Regions from separate parts of the Homo sapiens genome. Here region 1 is linked to region 2. A link is an interaction called in ENCODE POLR2A ChIA-PET data of the cell type or tissue named here. Cell type or tissue: MCF 10A. All regions are shown on one strand. Each heading gives the region's core, and the rest is flanking DNA. Links, peaks and the distances in the headings are about the cores only.

Region 1 (5,000 bases), core at 1-5,000, 140 kb before region 2:
GGCTCAGAGCGTGGGAACTGGGAGGCCCCTTGGCCAGCCCCAGGCTGGTGGGGAGCAGAGCAGATTAGGCCGGCAGTGGGCCCGGCACTGCCTGCTGTTTGGTTTGGGAATTAGTGGGCGCCCTGGGGAGAGGCCAGGCCTGCCAGACTGGGGATTAACAGTCTCCACCCCCCAATTCCTGCCCCCATGGGATGGCATCAGCCCCTCCCAGCAAAGGGCTGCAGCAAGGGGGCTGGTTAGTGGGCAGGGTGACAGAGGACTCCGGCTGGAGGGGCTCCTGAAGTCTCATCCTGACTCCAGAGCGGTCTCAGGCTGTGGGCACACAGGCCTGGAAGGCACCTAGTGGACCCCCTTATCCCCTGCCCTTCGCTCCTCCCTCTGCCACTGCCTGGGCTGCTATTGTTGTCCCCACTTGGGAGACTCAGGATGGGGTATGACCTTGAGAGTTTACAAGTTCCAAGCCAGAGCTGGCTAGGGGGGACAGAAAGGGGGTTCCTGAGGACACACGTGAGTCGGTGTTCAGGCCGGGCGCGGTGGCTCACACCTGTAATCCCAGCACTTTGGGAGGCCGAGGTGGGTGGATCACTTGAGGCCAGGAGTTCAAGACCAGCCTGGCCAACATGGCGAAACCTCGTCTCTACTTAAAATACAAAAATTAGTCGGGCATGGTGTTGGGGTGCTTGTAGTCCCAGCTGCTCCAGAGGCTTAGGTGGGAGAATCGCTTGAACCCCGGAGGCAGAGGTTGCAGTGAGCCAAGACAGGGTAAGACCCTGTCTCAAAAAACAAAAGTGGTGTTCAGGTCCAGTCATGGTGGCTCACGCGTGTAATCCCAGCACTTTGGGAGGCCGAGGCAGGTGGATCACGAGGTCAGGAGTTGGAGGCCAGCCTCCAACTACTCTCTACTAAAAAGACAAAAATTAGTCAGGCGTGGTGGTGCCCACCTATAATCCCAGCTACTTGCGAGGCTGAGGCAGGAGAATCACTTGAACCTGGGAGGCAGAGGTTGCACTGAGCCGAGATTGCGCCATTGCACTCCAGCCTGGGCAATAAAGTGAGACTCCGTCTCAAAAAAAAAGTGTTCAGACCCAGAGTCTGGGTGTGCCAGGGTGTGTGTGTAAGGGGAACCCCACCAGGAGCCTAGACTTGTCACTCCAACTCCCTGGGGTGTGCACAAGCAGGTGTGGGCCTGTTGGGGTGGCATGTGTAAACAAACACGATGGTACAGCCGGCTCCGCGCCAAACTGCCAGGATCCAAATCCCAGCTGTGCTACGAACAAGATGAGATGTGACATCGGAGCCTCAGTTTCCCTACTTAGATAGTAAGATGACCAACTTAGCATGCCCGTAAGGATTCCATGAGATGAAACACGCAAGGCGTTTATACCAGCACCAGACAGGAAACCGCAAGAAATGTTTGTTATTTTTCGTTGTCACAATTAGTAAGCATATCAAATAGCCCAGGAAGCCTGCCCCCAGCCCCTGCGGGAATTCAGCAGTCGGAAGTGTGTGGGGATGCGGGTGAGCTGGGGTAGGGAGGATGAAAAGGAGGAGCGGGCTTCAGTGAATGCAAGGACACTTCCTAGGGAGTGAGGGCTGCTGATCGAGAACTGAGCTCATCAGCACCGAGCCTGCCACCGCCTTGCCAGGTTCCGCAGCTGACGGCACCGCCCCAGCTGCCCCCTCGCCCCCATTTATGGGCTGTCCGGCAGCTGGACAGCGAAGGCATGGGTCACAGGGTGACCAGCCCAGGCGGGTTCCTAATTACTCCGGGCAGGGTGAACATCTGCCAGTCTGGGAACACGGCGTCCCAGCCTGCTGGGCTTGGAACCTCGGGCGGGGCTATGTAGAATGCACGAGGGGCTCCTGAGCACTCTAGGATGCCCATCCCAGGGTTTGACCCCTGAACTTCTGCCCCTCCCACACCAATCTGTGTGTTAATGTTCTTCAGGCTGGGCAATGGAGGGGGAGTGGGTACTGTTTGTACCAGGCTGGGAGTGTCCCCTTTAGAGGTGTGTCTGTGAAGAATGAACATCTGCCCAGAATCCATGCCAAATGCAGGACAAGGTTTTGTGTCCCCAAGCTTGTGTGTTCATGGCAATGCTGAGAGTATCTGAGACCTGTGGGTGTGGGTGTGGGCCTGCCGCCGGGAGGGAGCGTTGGAAAGGGGGTTGCCTTCACATATTGGTGTACAAATGCTGGTGAATTTCACCAGCGGTGATAGCTAGGGGACCCTTGAGGGAGGGGTGGCTGTTGTGTGTGTCTTTGCAAGATTGGTGAACCTCAGGCCCCGCTCTGAGCCTGGGATTGTGTGCCACCGCACTGAGGAAAGGGTTTTTGCATTTGGTGTGTGATCATGGCTGCATCTTTGCACAGGGAAGATCGGGAGTAAAACCTCCTTGCAGTGGAGTATGACTGTGTGTGTGAAGGCATTCTGAGGTCTGGGTGGGGTCTGGCACTTGGCTGGTTGTGTGGGTGTCTTTGTTACATGGCGTGATCATGACGGAATTCAGACCGTTGGGAGAGCCGTGTGTATGAAAGAGGAGAGCCTAGTATGTCAGGGTCCACCTGCCTTATATATGCGTGATGGAGGCAGGAGGGGTCGAGGTAGGTGTGTCTTGTGTGACCCTGGAAGGTTCTGTGACAGTGTGTACTGCTCCTCTGGGTAACCATAGTTATGTGAGGCTGTCTTTTTGTTTTTTCAATAGAGATGGGGATCTCCCTATGTTGCCCAGGCTGGTCTCGAACTCCTGGCTCAAGTGATCCTCCCACCTAAGCCTCCCAAAGTGCTAAAATTACAAGTGTGAGCCATCGTGCCTGGCTGAGGCTGTCTTAAGAGCAGCTAGATTTGCTTCTGGGACTATGATGTGTGTTTCTGCGTGCATCTCTGTGACACTGTGTGATTACAGGTGACTGTGAAGTGACCCAGCCTCACTGAGCAGTGTGTGTGTTTCTGGGACTGGGAAAAAGACCATCCCTGCCTCCTCCCCCAACCTCTGGGTTCCAGATCCCTAGGACCTGCCAGTGAGCGACTGGGAGGGGAACAGGGAGGGGCGAGGGAGGACAAGGCGGATTTCTCCCCCCGTACCAGGTAACAAACTTGTGGGACTCCAAACAAAATTCTGAAGCTACAGCCTAGCCGAGGGAGGAGGACCAGGAAAGGGAGGCACGCCCACTCCCCAGCCCCACCCAACGCCAAAGCCACCCGCCCATTCCATCCCTGTCCCTGTGGGTCCTTGCACCGGCCACCTTCAACACAGGTGAGATGAGCCCAGGCTTGGGGAAATAGGGGGCCCTGAGGGAAGAGGGAACCTGCGGGCAGGAATGCATCCGGAGTCCTCCCGGGGCGGGGAGTGGAGGGCTTGGAAGGCTGGAGGGGAACGGAGAGAGGAAAGGTCAAGGCGGATCCGGGAGGAAAAGGGAGTGGGGGGAGCCAGGGCAATTAAGCAGAAGGTGCACAGGCTGGGGCAGGGGGGCTAGGGGACCTGGAGGCTTAGGGACAGGGCTTCAGAGGGAGTGCAGGGAGCAGAATGGGTCAAGACTGGGAGCTGGGGAAGTGGAGAAGGGGGAGCCAGAAATAGGGGCTGAGGGAGAGAATTTGGGAGAGGTGGAGCCTTGAGAACCTAGAAACTCAGGTGCTGGGGACTTGCGGAATGGGGCATGCTACAGGTGGCCTCTGGGTGAAGGGGATCGGGCAGAGGGTGACTCGGGAGCTGACTGCAGGGACTCAAGGGTCTTGGTGGTGGGGGACGGCAGTTACCAGAGCCCACGGCCAGGAGTCCAGGGAAGGGGACAGCCTGAGATGAAGGTCAGGGAGGGGCACTGGGGGCTGGACTAGACTGAGTAAAGCTGGGAGGAGAAGGCAACTCAGGCAAGGGTCAGGACTGAAGGGGTGGCGGGCCGGAACATGGGTGGAATCCCTGTGCTCAGTTATCCCCGCACCTCTCCACCCACACCCGCAGCCCCCACCCGGGCCACCCACTCTCCCTTGGCCACACCTGCCGGGTGCCACGATGACCGTCACCTACACAGCCCGAGTGGCGAACGCCCGCTTCGGTGGCTTCTCCCAGCTGCTGCTACTGTGGCGTGGGAGCATCTACAAACTCCTGTGGCGAGAGCTGCTCTGCTTCCTTGGGTTCTACATGGCGCTGAGTGCTGCCTACCGGTGAGGCTGCCCTGAGGTGCTCATGTTCTAGCGGAGGGGGGGCAGCTATTATATATATATAATATATAAAAATTATAAAAATATAGAGATATATAAGTATATATATCTATGTTTTTTAAACTGAGATGGAGTCTCACTCTGTCACCCAGGCTGGAGTGCAGTGGCATAATCTTCTCTTACTTCCACCTCTGCCTCCCGGGTTCAAGCGATTCTCCTGCCTCAGCCTCCCGAGTAGCTGGGATTATGGGTGCCAGCCACCATGCCTGGCTAATTTTTTTGTATTTTTAGTAGAGATGGGGTTTCACCGTGTTGACCAGGCTGGTCTCAAACTTCTGACCTCAAGTGATCCTCCTGCCTCGGCCTCCCAAAGTGCTGGGATTACAGGTGTGACCCATAGCACCCGGCTGGGGGCAGCTATTATAAAAGAAGCCAGGGTGAGGGGCACAGCAAGAGAGATCTGAAGCTGGGGATGGAGTCACCCTTGTGACCTGTGACCCCTCATCTCTATCCCGCAGCTTTGTGCTGACCGAAGGGCAGAAGCGCTACTTCGAGAAGCTTGTGATTTATTGTGACCAGTATGCCAGCCTCATCCCTGTCTCCTTCGTGCTTGGTGCGGTCCAACCCCAAGTCCCCCGTTCCCATGTCCCTGAGAAACCCATATCCATTCATGCCTTTTGAGGAGCCCCCATTCCTGCCCCTCTGAGATCCCCCCCCTCAAATCCAACCCCGACAGCACTGCCCACCCATTTTTGGATCCATATCATGAAGATGCCAGATGTGGCTCTACACTCTGAGACCTGGGGTGTCACCTGGGGTCACAGTGCCCCCTGAGGTGCCC
Region 2 (7,736 bases), core at 1,019-6,018:
GACCAGTGCCCTGGCTCTGGGCCTGGCTGCTCCTTGATTCTGCCCAACATGAGGAGAGGATCTGAGTTTCTACAACAGGAACCTCCACTCTGGTGCCCTGGGAGCCTGGGAAGGGGACATGGATACGTATTACAGACACATAACTCATAGTCACTCATTGGAAGACTGAGGCAGGAGGATCACTTGACACCAGGATTTCAAGACCAGCCTGGGCAACATAAAACCTATCTCTCCAACAAAAAGCTGTGAGTGGTGGTGCATGCCCATAGTCCCAGCTACTCAGGAGGCTGAGGTGGGAGGATTGCCTGAGCCCAGGAGGTCGGGACTGCACTGAACTATAATCACACCACTGCAGTCCAGCCTGGGGCACAGAAAGCAAGACTCTGTCGCTGGAAAAAAAAAAAAGTTGGGTGGCCATCTTTATTCCTGGCAGATCAACCTGGGTGACACAAACAAAAACAAGGCCAGGTGCGGTGGTTCACACCTGTAACCCCAGCACTTTGGGAAGCCAAGGTGGGGAGATCACTTGAGGTCAGGAGTTCGAGACCAGACTGGCCAACAGGATGAAGCCCTCTCTCTGCTAAAAATACAAAAATTAGCTGGGCATTGTGGCACATGCTTGTAATCCCAGCTATTTGGGAGGCTGAGCTGGAGAACTGGTTGAAACTTGGAGGCATGGGGCCAGGCGCAGTAGCTCACGCTAGTAATCCCAGCACTTTGGGAGGCCGAGGCAGGCAGATCACCTGAGGCCAGGAGTTCGAGACAAACCTGGCCAACACAGTGAAACCCTGTCTACTAAAAATATAAAAATAGGCCGGGGATGGTGGCATACACCTCTAATCCCAGGTACCCGGGAGGCTGAGGCACAAGAATCACTTGAGCCTGGGAGGCAGAGGTTGCAGTGAGCCAAGATCATGCCACTGCACTCCAGCCTGGGCTACAGAGTGAGATTCTGTCTCTAAAAAACAAAAACAAAACAGGCTTGGAGCAGTGAGTAGTGGCTCATGCCTGCAGTCCCAGCACTTTGGGAGGCCAAGGTAGGAGGAATGCTCGAGCCCAGGAGTTCAAGACCAGCTTGGGCAACATAGCGAGATCCCATCTCTAAAAACAAAAACAAAAACACAGTTACTCACAGGACCATGCAATTACATAATGACATGAGTTCCTGTTCCCTCAGTCACACTGATCATATAATCCGTGCACATATAATTGTGTGTCTGTCTATGTATATGGACTATGCACAGACATACAATTCCCAGGCACTAAAACACAACCCTATGCTATATTGGTTACACAATGTCATAGCCAAACAATCTCTAAAACACAGAATTCATAATCCACAGGCAGGCACACAGTTATACAATCCTACTGACACAATTTAGCCGTAATTGAGCAGACACACATGGGGAGTCAGATACATTGTCACAGAACTTTTTTTTTTTAGATAGTGTCTCTCTCTGTCACCCAGGCTGGAGTGCAGTGGCATGATTTTGGCTCACTGCAACCTCCACCTCCTAGGCTCAAGTGATTCCTCTGCCTCAGCCTCCCAAGTAGCTGGGATTACAGGTGCCTGCTACCACGCCACGCTAATTTTTTTTTTTTTTTTTTTTTTGAGACAGAGTTTCACTCTTGTTGCCCAGGCTGGAGTGCAATGGCATGATCTCAGCTCACTGCAACCTCTGCCTCCTGGGTTCAAGTGATTCTCCTGCCTCAGCCTCCCGAGTTGCTGGGATTACAGGCACCCACAAGCAGGCCTGGCTAATTTTTGTATTTTTAGTAGAGATGGGGTTTCCCCATGTTGGCCAGGCTGGTCCTGACCTCAGGTGACCCACCCTCCTTGGCCTCCCAAAGTGCTGGGATGACAGGCATGAGCCGCCCCAGCCAGTCAAAACCTACACTTTATACAGTCACACCACCGGTCACTTTTACAATATGTAAAGTAATTATTTAGTCACAGTTGCATAGCTACCAGTGCCCAACCGTAGGGGATGCACCCAGTTAAACACAGACAAACGCAAGGACATGGCATCACAGGTCCTGAGAATCAAGACACACACATTTCTCAACAGATACACAATCAGAATGGGTGCACCACAAATGCACTACACAAAAAGACAAAACAGGCGGGGCGCGGTGGCTCACGCCTGTAATCCCAGCACTTTGGGAGGCCGAGGTGGGTGGATCACTTGAGGTCAGGAGTTTGAGGCCAGCCTGGCCAACATGGTGAAACCCGTCTCTATTAAATATAAGAAAAAAGGCCAGGCATGGTGGCTCACACCTGTAATCCCAGCTACTCAGGAGGCTGAGGCAGGAGAATTGCTTGAATCCAGTAGGCAGAGGTTGCAGTGAGCCAAGATTGCGCTACTGCACTCCAGCCTGGGCAACAGAGTGAGAATCCGTCTCAAAAAAAAAAAAAAAAAAAAAAAATTAGCCAGGCATGATGGCATGCTTCAGTGGTCCCAGCTACTTGGAGGCTGAGGTGGGAGGATCGCCCAGGAGGTGGAAGCTGCAGTGAGCTATGATCGCGCCACTGCACTCCAGCCTGAGCGACAGAACGAGACCCTGTCTAAAAAGAAAAAACAAAAACAAAACAAAACAACCACATAGACTCACAGAATCACACAAGTTCACACACACACACACATACACAGACACAGACACACACACACACACACACACACACACACAGAGTCACAAGTATCTACATGTGCTTCCTGGGACAGACTGGCAGAAAGGTTTGCTAAGATCGCCCACTTGGAGCTCGTCTTCCCCACAACCAGCACCCAATTAGAGAACTCGAGTCTGGCCTCCTGGGTTCAGGAGGACGCCTAGTGCTCGCGCCAGAATTTCTTTGTTTAATTCTTGACTCCCTCCGCACACACCCCCTGCAACTGACCAACCAGGAGTGGGCCGAGCCCTTTCCTACGGCCAATAAGAGGAGAAACCCAGCTGGCCAATCGGTTTCCCGCACTCGTCTTCCGCCCCTACCCCGTCCGCTTCTTAAAGGGGCTAGCCTATCTCTGTCTGGGCCCCCCGATTTCCACAGGCAAGGCTACCTTAGCCCTTTTAAAAGGCAGAGCTGCGGAGGGGGCCGGATTCTAGGAGGAACCAATGAAAAGCCTCACTCGGCCTCCGCTCCTCCCACTTCTTGCTGAGGTCAAAGGCCTGCGTCAGTTGCACTGTAGCCTCGGCAGTGAACCGGGAGGTACTACCAGGTAAGGAAGGTGCGGTAGCCCCAGCCGTGGGTGAGAGGAGCTCCGCTCTGACACCCCCGCTCCTGTAGGTCGCCGTCGTTGCTCCGCTCGCTCTGAGAGAGCATGGCCCTGAGAGGCGTCTCCGTGCGGCTGCTGAGCCGCGGACCCGGCCTGCACGTCCTTCGCACGTGGGTCTCGTCGGCGGCGCAGACCGGTCAGTGTGGGGTCGGGAGTGTGGAGGGAAGGAGGGAGGAACTGGGGGTTTAGGGACTTTCCGGGGTGACTTTCCCGTTCTGTGCTTGCAGAGAAAGGCGGGAGAACACAGAGCCAACTGGCTAAGTGTAAGGACCTCTGGTCGCACCGTGTGTCTGCTGCCCCTGTTCAGCTGTCTGTCTGCCGCAGGTGGACTCTGTCCCAGAATCCGAGAGCTGCCCGAGCGGGGTGGCAGGGTCGTGGCCAGGGTCAGAGGCACTAAGGCAGTGAGTGCGCTGTGCCTGCGGGGCCGGAGAAAAGTCACCTGATCAGTCTCGCTTGCAGCTCGCACTAGCCGGGGGGCGACATGGGTGTTGGGGGGTAGGGCTGATGAGGGTCCGAGAAGGGAGGGCACAGTGATCTTGCGGACTGGACCGAGGCGAATTCCCCTTCCCAGCCTCGCGTCCCGAGTTTGACTGGCAGGACCCGCTGGTGCTGGAGGAGCAGCTGACCACAGATGAGATCCTCATCAGGGACACCTTCCGCACCTACTGCCAGGAGAGACTCATGCCTCGCATCCTGTTGGCCAATCGCAACGAAGGTGGGCGGGCTGGTGGGTGCCCTGAGACTGCTCCTCCGCCTGGAGCCATAGCCACCCCACCTCAAGGCCCCTCTGTCCTTGGGGCTGGGGCTTCCTGTGGCCTAGGCCTGGGCCTGAATTTGGGCACTGGTCCCTTTGCAGTTTTTCATCGGGAGATCATTTCGGAGATGGGGGAGTTGGGTGTGCTGGGCCCCACCATCAAAGGTAGGAACAAGTATCTCTCCACACACTGCAGAACCCTCTGTATTCTGAAAGCCTCTTCCTCCTTCCCTCCCTCCCTTTCTTCCTTCCTTCTCTTTCTTTTCTTTTCCTTTTCTTTCCTTTCTTCTTCCCCCCCAACAGAGTCTGGCTCTGTTGCCCAGGCTGGAGTGCAGTGGCACGATCTTGGCTCACTGCAAATTCTGCCTCCCAGGCTCAAGCGATTCTCCTGCCTCCACCCCTCTAGTAGCTGGGATTACAGGTATGTGCCACCATGCCTGGCTAATTTTTGTATTTTTAGTAGAGACAGGGTTTCACTGTGTTGGCCAGGCTGGTCTCAAACTCCTGACCTCAGGTGATCCGCCCACCTCAGCCTCCTAAAGTGCTGGGATTACAGGCATGAGCCACCACGTTCAGCCTTCTTTTTGAGATGGAGTTTCGCTCTTGTTGTCCAGGCTGGAGTGCAGTGATGCAATCTTGGCTCACTGCAGCCTCCACCTCCCGGGTTTAAGTGATTATCCTGCCTCAGGCTCCCGAGTAGCTGGGATTACAGGCGTCCGCCACCACGCCTGGCTAATTTTTGTATTTTTAGTAGAGGTGGGGTTTCACCGTGTTGGCCAGGCTAGTCTCGAACTCCTGACCTCAGGTGATCCACCCGCCTCAGCCTCCTGATTACAGGTGTGAGCCACCGTTGCCCGGCCCTTTTCTTTTTTTTTTTTTTTTGAGATGGAGTTTCGCTCTGTCACCCAGCCTGGATTACTGGATTACAGTGGTGCGATCCTGGCTCACTGCAGTTTCCTCCTCCTAGGTTCAAGCAATTCTGCCACCTCAGCCTTCTGAGTAGCTGGGATTACAGGGGTGCACCACCACGCCCAGCTAATTTTTGTATTTTTTAGTAGAAATGGGATTTCACCATGTTGGCCAGGCTGGTCTTGAACTCCTGACCTCAGGTGATCCACCCACCTCGGCCTCCCAAAGTGCTGGGATTATAAACGTGAGCCACCGTGCCTGGCCCCTTTGTTTCTTTTTTTAGAGACAGGGTCTCACTGTGTTGCCCAGGCTGTTCTCAAGTGATCCTCTTGCCTTACTGAAAGCCCCCTTCTTTCCCTAAGCCACAATTTCCCAGTCTGTAAAGTGGGGCTGTTGTCCCACCCTCTGAAAGTGGCTGTGGAGATGAAATGAATAAACCTCAGCTAGGGCCAGCTTGGTGCCTGCCTCCTTGTGTGTCCTTATTCAGCCCTGTCTCTTGGGTCTTAGCTGGGCAGGGCCCTGTTCTCTATTGTCCTGCTTTCCCCTCCTACTACCACCAGGATATGGCTGTGCTGGGGTTTCGTCTGTGGCCTATGGGCTCCTGGCCCGAGAGCTGGAGCGGGTGGACAGTGGCTACAGGTCGGCGATGAGTGTCCAGTCCTCCCTCGTCATGCACCCTATCTATGCCTATGGCAGCGAGGAACAGCGGCAGAAGTACCTGCCCCAGCTGGGTGAGTGGCTGCCCATGGGGCCTGGTGGAAGGAAGACAGTCTCTGAGGTCTGGAACTCAAGGGTGGGGCTGTCCCCTGAGCCTATTCTGTCCCTATCTCAAAGATAGCATAAGTGGCCACCTGGACCCCCGCCAGACCCTGGGCTTCACCTGGAGATCTGATCCCTGGCCAGCCTGACTGTCCCCCTCTGTGACCACCGTCATCTCCCTATGCTTTCTGTGTTCCCCAGTCCAGCCCAAAGTTTAAAGTCCACCAGGTTCCTGCTGGCCATTTGCAGTGGCTCACACCTATAATCCCAGCACTTTGGGAGGGTGAAGTGAGAAGATCCCTTGAGCCCAAGAGTTCGAAACCAGCCTGGGCAACGTAAGGAGACCCCATGTCTATTAGAAAAACAAAAAAAGGAAAGAGCCTATGTGACCTGCGCTAAGTGGACGTTGGCCCTCTTCCGTGGTGTCTCGGAGGTGTTCAGCTGCTTCAAGATGAAGCTGAACATCTCCTTCCCAGCCACTGGCTGCCAGAAACTCATTGAAGTGGACGATGAACGCAAACTTTGTACTTTTTATGAGAAGCGTATGGCCACAGAAGTTGCTGTTGACGCTCTGGGTGAAGAATGGAAGGGTTACGTGGTCGGAATCAGTGGTGGGAACAATAAACAAGGTTTCCCCTTGAAACAGGGTGTCTTGACCCATGGCCGTGTCCACTTGCTACTGAGTAAGGGGCATTCCTATTACAGACCAAGGAGAACTGGAGAAAGAAAGAGAAGATCAGTTCATGGTTGCATCGTGGATGCCAATCTGAGTGTTCTCAACTTGGTTATTGTAAAAAAAAGGAGAGAAGGGTATTCCTGGACTGACTGAGACTATGATGCCTCGTCACCTGGGGCCCAGTACAGCTAGCAGAATCCGTAAACTTTTCAGTCTCTCTAAAGAAAATGATGTCTGCCAGTATGTTGTAAAAAAGCCCTTAAACAAAGAAGGTAAGAAACCTAGGACCAAAGCACCCAAGATTCAGCGCCTTGTCACTCCACATGTCCTGCAGCACAAACAGCGGCGTATTGCTCTGAAGCAGCCGCATATTAAGAAAAATAAAGAAGAGGCTGCAGAATATGCTAAACTTTTGGCCAAGAGAATGAAGGAGGCTAAGAAGCACCAGGGACAAATCGTGAAGAGACGCAGACTGTCCTCTCTGCGAGCTTCCACTTCTAAGTCTGAATCCAGTCAGAAATAAGATTTTTTGAGTAACAAATAAGATCAGATTCGCAAAAAAAAAAAAAAACCCACAAGGCCCTGTGTGACCAGGCCTCTGCTGACCTTTCCACCTCATCTCTGGCCACTCATGTGATCCTCCCAGCCAGACTTAGCTACTTGAAATTCTCCAGAAGTACCACCAGTTCTTTACACATCTGTTCCCTCTCCCAGCACTGCTCTTCCCCACAGCCTCCTCCTGCTTAACTCCTCACACCCTTCCAGTTTGGCCAACTCCTTCCTGATTCCCTGGGTCCCCCTCCCCATCTTGGCATTGTGATCATGACTTTGGGGTAACCTGTCTCTTGAAAGCAGGGCCAGATCTAACTTAGTTATGAGGTCTGACTCAGGGGCGAGGGTAATTTTTTTTTTCTTTTTTTGAGACAAAGTCCCGCTCCGTCCCCCAGGCTGAAGTGCAGTGGTACAATCTTGGCTCACTGCAACCTGCGGTTCCCCAGTTCAAGCAATTCCTGTGCCTCGGCCTCCCAATTAGCTGGGATTGCAGGTGCTTGCTACCCGTGCCTGGCTAATTTTTGTATTTTTAGTAGAGATGGTGTTTCACTATGTTGGCCAGGCTGGTCTCGAACTCCAGACCTCAAGTGATCCATCTGCCTTGGCCTCCCAAAGTGCTGAGATTACATGTGTGAGCCACCTCGACTGGCCTAATTTTTTGTATTTTTAGTAGAGATGGGGTTTCACCATATTGGTCAGGCTGGATTTTTTTTCTTTTTTGAGATGGAGTCTTGCTCTGTTGCCCAGGCTGTAGTGCAGTGGCATGATCTTGGCTCACTGCAACCTCTCCTGCCCGGGTTCAAGCGATTCTCCT

What was found. ChIA-PET counts read pairs that join two places held together with the same protein. Peaks named below come from ENCODE experiments on the same cell type or tissue, not always from the same donor. Only the 100,000 strongest peaks of a DNase experiment are listed, where the experiment ranks them.
Region 1: POLR2A ChIA-PET joins it to region 2 with 5 read pairs; 12 of 35 experiments call an interaction of 5 or more read pairs at or near these places.

Annotation. Positions count from the first base shown.
Region 1 is chr19:12,748,583-12,753,582 of GRCh38, forward strand. BEST2 (bestrophin 2) reads left to right here and starts at 3,209. Exons shown (of 10, transcript NM_017682.3): 1 at 3,209-3,257; 2 at 3,960-4,162; 3 at 4,678-4,772. The coding sequence starts at 4,011. In MCF 10A, for the core only: no CTCF peak of the experiment used is centred there; no DNase peak of the experiment used is centred there.
Region 2 is chr19:12,887,988-12,895,723 of GRCh38, forward strand. GCDH (glutaryl-CoA dehydrogenase) reads left to right here and starts at 3,173. Exons shown (of 12, transcript NM_000159.4): 1 at 3,173-3,215; 2 at 3,284-3,408; 3 at 3,500-3,535; 4 at 3,844-3,987; 5 at 4,129-4,191; 6 at 5,496-5,666. The coding sequence starts at 3,318. It also overlaps the pseudogene RPS6P25. RefSeq lists a promoter at 1-166, cis regulatory regions at 904-1,404, 2,704-3,391, enhancers at 2,506-2,575, 2,680-3,317, 3,318-3,955 and a silencer at 2,723-2,981. In MCF 10A, for the core only: no CTCF peak of the experiment used is centred there; a DNase peak (open chromatin) is centred at 3,034.